2 separate regions of the Homo sapiens genome follow, and region 1 is linked to region 2. A link is an interaction called in ENCODE POLR2A ChIA-PET data of the cell type or tissue named here. Cell type or tissue: OCI-LY7. All regions are shown on one strand. Links, peaks and the distances in the headings refer to the core of each region. The heading gives the core; the rest is flanking DNA. Region 1 overlaps MOV10L1 (Mov10 like RNA helicase 1). Region 2 overlaps MOV10L1 (Mov10 like RNA helicase 1).

Region 1 (4,385 bases), core at 132-4,131, 56 kb after region 2:
TCTGCTATAAGTTTCCATCCCATTAATCTTTTAAGTTTCTTCAGTCACTTATTATTTACAATAAATGAGTAAGTTAATGGTTTAACAACAACAGCAAAATTAATTCTTACTGCTTTATCTGGTGGTCACTTTTTTGGGGGTTGTTTTGTGGGTTTTTTTTTTTTTTTGAGACAGAGTTTTGCTCTTTCACCCCAGCTGGGGTGCAGTGGCGCCATCTCGGCTCACTGCAACCTCCGCCTTCCAGGTTCAAGCGATTCTCGTGCCTCAGCCTCCCAAGTAGCTGGGACTACAGGCGCCTGCCACCACGTCCAACTAATTTTCGTATTTTTACTGCTTTATCTGGTGGTGACTTTTTGGGGTTTTTGTTTATCTGTTTTGTTTTGAGACAGGGTTTTGTTCTGTCACCCTGGCTGGAGTGCAGTGGTGCAATCTTGGCTCACTGCAACTTCTGCCTCCCAGTTTCAAGCAATTCTCATGCTTCAGACTCCCAAGGATCTGGGACCACAGGTGCCTGCCACCACGTCCGGCTAATTTTTGTATTTTTAGTAGAGACGGGGTTTCACCATGTTGGCCCAGCTGGTCTCGAACTCCTGACGTCATGATCTGCCCGCCTTGGCCTCCCAAAGTACTGGGATTACAGGCGTGAGCCACCGCACCCCGCCTGGTGGTCACTTTTTTAAATTCTAGGGCCGGATGTGGGAGGCCAAGGCAGGCAGATTGCTTGAGCCCAGGAGTTCAAGAACGGCCAGGACAACATAGCAAGACCCTGTCTCTACAAAAAATACAAAAATTATCCGGTCATGGTGGTGCACACTTGTGGTCCCAGCTACTCAGGAGGCTGAGGTGGGAGGATCACCTGAGCCTGGAGAGGTTGAGGTTGCAGTGAACTGTGATCATGCCCTGGCACTTTAGTCTGGGCGACAGAGTGAAACCCTGTCTCATTCATTCATTCATTCATTCATTCATAAATAAATGTACACATAATATAAAATTTGTCATGTTAAAAACTTTTTTTTTTTTTTAGACAGTTGTCTCACTCTGTCACCCAGGCTGGAGTACAGTGGCATGATCTTGGCTCACTGCAACCTCCGCCTCCCATGTTCAAGCAGTTCTTATGCCTCAGCCTCCCAAGCAGCTGGGACTACAGGCATGCCCCACCACGCCCAGCTAATTTTTGTATTTTTAGTAGAGACGGGGTTTCACCATGTTGGCCAGGCTGGTCTCGAACTCTTGACCTCAAGTGATCTGCCCACCTCGGCCTCCCAAAGTGCTGGGATTACAGGCGTGAGCCACCACGCCTGGACTCCATTTTTAAGTGTAAAGTTTAATAGTGTTAAGTATATTCACATTGTTTTGCAGTCTCCAGAACTTTTATCTTGCAGTATTAAAATTCTATACCCATGAAACAGTAACTTTCTTCCCTGCAGTGCCTAGCAGCCACCATTCTACTTTCTGACTGTATGAATTCAGGTGTTCTAGGTACTTCATACAAGTGGAATTAATCATGGAGTGTTTGTCCTTCTGTGACCGGCTTATTGCACTGAGCATCATGTCCTCAAGGTTCATCCATGTTGTGGTGTGTGTCAGAATTTCCTCCCTTTTGGGGGCTGAGTAGCATTGTATTGTGTGTATACACCATACTTGGCGTATCAGTTCATCTATCAGTGGACACTTGGGCTGCAGACATTTGACTATTGTAAGTAGTGCTGCTACAACGGGTGTACAGATATCTATTTGAGACCCTGCTTTCAGTCGTCATGGGTACATACCCGGAAGTGGAATTGTTGGTAATTCTAGTCTTAATTTTTTGAGAAACCATCATCTTGCTTTCCACAGTAACTGCAGCATTCCACACCCCACCAACAGTGCCGCAGGGTTCCAGTTTCCCCACATCCTCACCACCACTTATTTTCTGGGTTGTTTTATAGTAGCCATCTTAGTGGGAGTGAGGTGTAGCTCACTGTAGTTTTGATTTGCATTTCCCTAATGATTTGTGACATTGAGCAGCTTTTCATGTACCTGTTGGCCATTTGTATGTCTCCTTTGGAGAATTCAGGTCCTTTGCCCATATTTAATTGGGTCGCTTTTTGTCAGTGAATTTAAGACTTCCTCGTAGTTTTGGATATTAACTTCTTATATACTATTTGCAAAGGTTTTCTCCCCCCTCCGCAGACTATCTTTTCACGTTGTTGATTGCGTCCGTTGATGCCCAGACATTTTCCATTTGGATGTAGTCCAGCATATCCCTTTTAGTTATTGCCAGTGGCTTTGGTGTCGTATCCAAGAAGTCATTGCCAAACCTAATGTCGTGGGGCTTTTTCCCTGTTTTCCTCCAAGAATTTTATGGATTTAGGTCTTGGGTTTAAATCTTCGATCCACCTTGAGTTTCTGTTTCCAGGTGGTGTCAGGTGAGGGTCCGTCTTCATCCTTTCCGTGTGGCTCTCTAGTTTTTCCAGCAGCGTTGGTTGAAAAACTGTCCTGGCACCCTTGTCAGAAGTCATCTGGCCGTATATTCGAGGGTTTATTTCTAAGTTCTCCGTTCTACCCTGTTGATCTATATGTCTGTCTTTTATGTCAGTATATCTCATTAATGTTTTCTAAGGAAGAGTATTTTCAAGATGAGAAGTAGCTATATCAAAGGTCTAATATCAAAAAAAAAAAAAAAAAAAAGATCAGAAATACCAGCCAGCCCTCCACTCCGGGGCTCAGACCTGAGTGGCGGACTCCTGTGACCCGTCCTCCTCTGTAGCGTTTAGCATGACTGTGAGCCATTTCATCATTTAACATATGCCATCTGCCCTGCTCACATGTAAGTTCTGCACGAGAGCAGGGATTTATTCTGTCATATTCAGTGTGTATTCCCAGCACCGACTTCAGCTCCTGGATTGTAGCCTTCTGGTGAATATTCATGAAGTAAAGTAGGTTTTCTCTCCTCATCAACCCAGGGCAGCGAGGCACGGGAGGGAAAAAGCCCATCGTGGTTCAACCCGGCCGAGGCCGTCCAGGTCCTGCGCTACTGCTGCCTCCTGGCCCACAGCATCTCCAGTCAGGTGTCTGCCAGCGACATTGGCGTCATCACGCCCTACCGGAAGCAGGTACGCCCTGCCCAGGCACGCCTGGTTCTGTGAGGTCCCTGCAGCCCTGCTCCTTGGCTCCTGCAGCTCCACAGAGGCAGGAACAAGCTCCTTGTGAGCAGCAGCAGGTTTTTAAAGGGGCAGGACCGCACTTGAATGTCGTTCAACATGAGAGGTCACCCAACTGCCATCCATGGGCCAGTTCCGGGCAGCTGCCAGCTTTTCTACGGCCAGAGCCTCGAACAGTTTTTACATTTCTAAATGGTTACATTTATATGTCCCTTGATATTTGGCCCTTTGGGAAAACATTTGCCAACCCCCAGCTCTAACCCAGTGTTTCTCAAAGGGGGCACTTTGGGTATATTTGAATGGGACGCTTCTCATTTCGTATGACTCTGTGATGTGATTATAGGAGAGTTAGCGTCCCCAGGCCCCAGGGGCTGGTCCCAGGAAGCATCTCCACACGTTCACAGTGGCTCTGGAGCTCTGGTGGGGACACAGGTGCCTCCCATGCCGAACACCAGGTTTCATTCATGAAGCATGTGTCCCTGTGGTGTTCACACCACCAAGCAGAACTTGGAAAGAACCCCCAAAATACAGAAGAAAAGGTGAGTCCCCTAGGCCATCACAGTAACAGATCACCTGTACCGCGCGTGTGCTGACCGCAGAGCCCGTCAAAGATGTTATGTTTCCTTTTTTCTGACCTCGGGGACTCGAGAGGTGAGTGCTTAGTTCTCCCAGAGGTACAGAGATTACGAAGGCTTATGGAGACAAGTAAGTTGCCAGACATCACACAGCCAGTGTCCTGGTGTCTTAACCTCAGCTTGTAGGTGCCATCCTGCTGAGACATCCAGCTTAGAGCTGCCATCCTCAGCTCTAAGCATCAGACATGCATCTCGTTTCTCCTGAAGGATTTCCTCCATCCTTGATATGTGCTTGTGGGGAGGGAGGATTTTCCACATGAAACTTGGCTTTCCTAGTAAGCATTGTCCCCCGTCCCCAGTTTAACTAAAACTGCAATTTGTGTTCTAATCAATTCAGATTAGAAGAAAGCAATAAAGAATTAAAAAACAATATTGCACCTTGGCCAATATTTGGTTTATGCTGTGATGTGTAAAGAGATGGATTTGTACATGTCGGGCGTGGTGGCTCACGCCTGTAATCCCAGCACTTTGGGAGGCCGAGGTAGGCGGATCACAAGGTCAGGAGTTCAAGACCAGCCTGGCCAATATGGTGAAACCCTCTCTCTACTAAAAAATACAAAAAATTACCCGGGTGTGGTGGCATGCACCCATAATCCCAGCTGCTCAG
Region 2 (4,385 bases), core at 100-4,099:
TGTTTTACAGGTAGAAGCTGTCTCTGATAAGTGGGAAGACGACAGCAGAAACCATGGGAGTCCCTCAGACTGCGGCCCCCGAGTGTTGATTGGCTGTGTGACTTCCCTGGTGGAGGGCGCAGGCTGTATCAGTCAGACCACCTACTTCTCTCTGGAGAGTGTGTGCGAAGGTATGCTCAGGGGTCTGTGTTCCACATTGAAAATTAGGTTTTGTCTTTTAAAGAATTGTTATGGACCAGGCACGGTGGCTCATGCCTATAATCCCAGCACTTTGTCAGGCTGAGACAGGAGGATCGCTTGAGCCCAGGAGTTGGAGGCTGCAGTGAGCTATGATCCAGCCACTACACTCCAGCCTGGGTGACAGAACACAACCCTGTGTCTATATTTGTGATGGCTACACACAACATTGAAGGGATCAGTTTTGGGCATGCTTTGTTTGTTGAGAGGGTTTCGGGATTAGAGTAGCTTCTCCAGGTGCTGGCTTCACACAGAGGCTCTTGGATATTGAGTGGACTATGGGAGAGGGCACCAGGTCACTGTTTTGTTTTTTTTGTTTTTGTTTTTGTTTTTGTTTTTCGAGATGGAGTCTCACTCTGTTGCCCAGGCTGGAGTGCAGTGGTATGATCTCAGCTCACTGCAACCTCTGCTTCCTGGGTTTGATTGATTCTCCTGCCTCAGCCTCCTGAGTAGCTGGGATTACAGGTGTGCACCACCATGCCCAGCTAATTTTTTGTATTTTTAGTAAAGATGGGGTTTCATCAGGTTGGCCGGGCTGGTCTCGAACTCTTGACCTTAGGTGATCCACCTGCCTCGGCCTCCTAAAGTGCTGGGATTACAGGCATGAGCCACCACACCCAGCCAGGTCACTGTTTAAACTTGTGCTTTTATGTGTTTTGTGTTCATTTGTTAAATGCAGTCAGTAATTTCTGGGTAGTTGTTGCTTCCATATAATTATAGTGTTATGATCTAAGTTAGTGTTACTGGCATGCTGAGGTACTATTTAAAGTACTTTAGATGTTTTAAAATAGGGCTTGGGGATGACATTGTACGTTTCCTAAAGTATATATCCTTTTTCTTTCTTTCTTTCTTTCTTTTTTTTGAGATGGAGTCTCACCCTGTCGCCCAGGCTGGAGTGCAGTGGCACGATCTCAGCTTACTGCAACCTCCGCCTCCTGGGTTCAGGCGATTCTCCTGCCTCAGCCTCCTGAGACTACAGGTGCCCACCACCACAGCAGGCTAACTTTTTGTGTCTTTAGTAGAGACAGGGTTTCACCATGTTGGCCAGTCTGGTCTTGAACTCCTGACCTTGTGATCTGCCCGCCTTGGCCTCCCAAAGTGCTGGGATTACAGGCGTGAGCCACCACTCCCGGCTTTATATATCCATTTTTTATTGCATTTGTTTTTGGCTGATCAAAGGATTTGTTTTTATACCTAAAGAAAGAATATGTCGATGTCATTGACTGAGCTGAACTCAGCAGCGGTTTACTCTACTCCTGCTGCCTATGGTGGTGAAGACGGAGCTGGACTCCATACTCAGGTCTGTTTCTTCTTTCCCAGGAGAAACAGACCTGTGCATACATTGTGGTAGGGCAGGAATTGGAAAAGCTGCCTGGGGAAGTGGCTTCTGAGCTGAAGTCCATTTGCACAGCCCACAGCACTGCCTGTTGGAAGATGAATAGAAGTTTTCTGCTTTAAGCTGGGGGGTGGGAGGTCTGGGGGGTAGCTCTGCCCACCAGGAAGCTGCTGTCTCACTCTTTTTCACCTTGGTTTTTATGTGTATGTGTGTTTTTGTTTTTGTTTTGAGACGGAATCTTCCTCTGTTTCCCAGGCTGGAGTACAGTAGCACAATCTTGGCTTACTTCAAGCTCCGCCTTCCAGGTTCATGCCATTCTCCTGCCTCAGCCTCCTGAATAGCTGGGACTACAGGTGCCCGCCACCACACCTGGCTAATTTTTTGTATTTTTAGTAGAGACGGGGTTTCAATGTGTTAGCCAGGATGGTCTCGATCTCCTGACCTTGTGATCCACCTGCCAAAGTGCTGGGATTACAGGCATGAGCCACTGCGCCTGACCTTTTGTGGGTTTTGTTTTTTTTTTCTTTGTTTGAGACAGAGTTTCGCTCTTGTTGCCCAGGCTCGAGTGCAGTGGTGGCTCACTGTAACCTCCACCTCCTGGATTCAAGCAATTCTCTTGCCTCAGCTTCCTGAGTAGCTGGGACTACAGCTGTGTGCCACCACACCTGGCTAATTTTTGTATTTTTAGTAGACACGGGGTTTCGCCATGTTGGTCAGGCTGGTCTCGAACTCTTGACCTCAGGTGATTCACCCACCTCGGCCTCCCAAAGTGCTGGGATTATAGGCATGAACCACTGTGCCCAGCCTTGACCTTGGTTGTTAACCCTGGGATCCCCAAGATGAAATTGATAGGTGTCTATTGGGATTTTAGAATCTCTGTGCTGCCAGAGAAACGCTCAGTTCTGGGGAAAGGCGCCTATAATCATGGAGGCCCCTCAACCCTGCTAACAGGAAGCCCCTCTCAGGGGTGTCGCCAGGAAATGGCTCAAGAGGAAGAAAACCAGAAATGTTTGATGTTGCAGATGTTGATGGGGCAGAGAAGAGAAGGTGTCCCCTGAGTAATAAAGATGGGCAGGGATCCGGAGCCCAGGCCAAGGGATTTCCCAGTATAAAAAACCTCAAGTGAGGCAAAGTCAGGTCCTCTTGAGGCTGAGAGAGTCACACTCAGACATGTCAGAATTGCTGTGAACACAATCACAAAACCTAAGGACCACAGCAAAAGAACTTTTTTGAAAGAGAAAATACAATGTGCAAAAAGGCTGATACAGAGTATCTAATGAGATCAGCAAACCGGTCAAGCACCGTCTCCTTCAAAGCTCCTCCCCACAGGATGGTCGTACCACGTAGCTGAAAGCAGACATAGCTGTACATGAGCAAAAGGTGCGGCTGTGTCCTCATAAAACTTTATTTATAACTTCTGACCTAAAGGTGGCAAAAGGAAGAATTATGCTAAATTTTTCATTTGCTTGTGGGAGAGTCAGAAGATGCTGTTTCCTTCTTGACGTTAATTCAACAAATTATTAGAGTGCTTGCTGTGCTAGACACTGCTTCAGAGAATTCGCATTTTGAGAGAACAGACAGTAAGCAAGTGAACAAAGAAAATAATTAGCATCAGGCCTGGCACAGTGGCTCACACCTGTCATCCCAGCACTTTGGGAGGCTGAGGCGGGCGGATCACCTGAGGTTGGGAGTTGGAGACCAGCCTGACCAACATGGAGAAACCCCGTCTCTACTAAAAATACAAAATTAGCTGGGCGTGGTGGTGCATGCCTGTAATCCCAGCTACTCTGGAGGCTAAGGCAGGAGAATCGCTTGAACCTGGGAGGCAGAGGTTGCGGTGAGCCAAGATCACACCACTGCACTCCAGCCTGGGCGACAGAGCAAAACTCCTTCTCAAAAAAAAAAAGAAAAAGTAATTAACATCTTCTGCTCTGCAGCAACTGTCCAGGGTCGTGTCAGAGGACTAGAGTGGGTGGTTTGGAGTTCCTTCCTGCGTGTAGCCTTGAGGCTAGGGCAGAGCTGAGCGGGTCACAGGTGTGGCGGGAGGAGGGTCCAGGTAATGCCAGCCGGCCTGGGTCAGGTTCTGTCCTAAACACAACCCTCTGAGGTTACCTAGGTGAGGTCTGACACACGAGGGCAGCAGAGGGGAACACGTGGTTGTAGCGTGGGAGGGAGCAAATGTGGACAGCGTGCTGGGGCACGTGACTGGAGGAAGAGACCGTGCTTGTGCATGTTTGAACAGCACTGTCCCCCAGCCCTGGCCTGCTCCTGAGGTTTGTAGACAACACATGTGAGATGGGAATTCTTAACATCAGTGGTGGGGCTCAGGTTGTTTTATACACGAATGTCTGGTAAACCCTCTGCCATTTGGATGAAGGCAGCTAAAATTGAATTGGACATTTAGCTGAAGCACAGTTTCTCATCCTCAGCGCTCCAACATCTAGGCTGAAGCACTCTCTGTGGTGGGGCTTGTCTTGGGCACTGGAGGCTGTTTAGCTGCATCCTACCCTGGCCATGTTATGACAACCTAGAGCATGTCCAGATGCCATCAAATGGCCCCTGAGGACAGAATAGCCCCCAGGTAGGATCCACTGGCCTGAAGGTGGGGTCTGAGCTGCGAGCATGTGGTGGCTCTGTCCCGGCCCTCTTCATTCCCAGTTGAGCACTGAGTAGTCTATGGTGAGATCAAGGTTTCACAGGTTCTTATTGTAGTCCGTGTGGCCGCAGCACCCAGCTGGGTCACACATCAGGTGATTTCATTATTTTCAAGTTATACCAGTTTGTGCATCCACTTAGAGCAGCAGTCCCCAAA

The links. Peaks named below come from ENCODE experiments on the same cell type or tissue, not always from the same donor. Only the 100,000 strongest peaks of a DNase experiment are listed, where the experiment ranks them.
Region 1: POLR2A ChIA-PET joins it to region 2 with 8 read pairs; 7 of 35 experiments call an interaction of 5 or more read pairs at or near these places.

Annotation. Positions count from the first base shown.
Region 1 is chr22:50,155,112-50,159,496 of GRCh38, forward strand. MOV10L1 (Mov10 like RNA helicase 1) reads left to right here. Exons shown (of 27, transcript NM_018995.3): 23 at 2,946-3,095. Among named protein-coding and RNA genes, the nearest start is that of PANX2, 13 kb to the right of the region's middle. In OCI-LY7, for the core only: no CTCF peak of the experiment used is centred there; no DNase peak of the experiment used is centred there.
Region 2 is chr22:50,099,433-50,103,817 of GRCh38, forward strand. MOV10L1 (Mov10 like RNA helicase 1) reads left to right here. Exons shown (of 27, transcript NM_018995.3): 3 at 11-170. Among named protein-coding and RNA genes, the nearest start is that of MOV10L1, 12 kb to the left of the region's middle. In OCI-LY7, for the core only: CTCF peaks have their summits at 3,696 and 3,897; DNase peaks (open chromatin) are centred at 2,130, 2,589, 2,899 and 3,719; H3K4me3 peaks cover 1,040 bases; H3K27ac peaks cover 2,862 bases.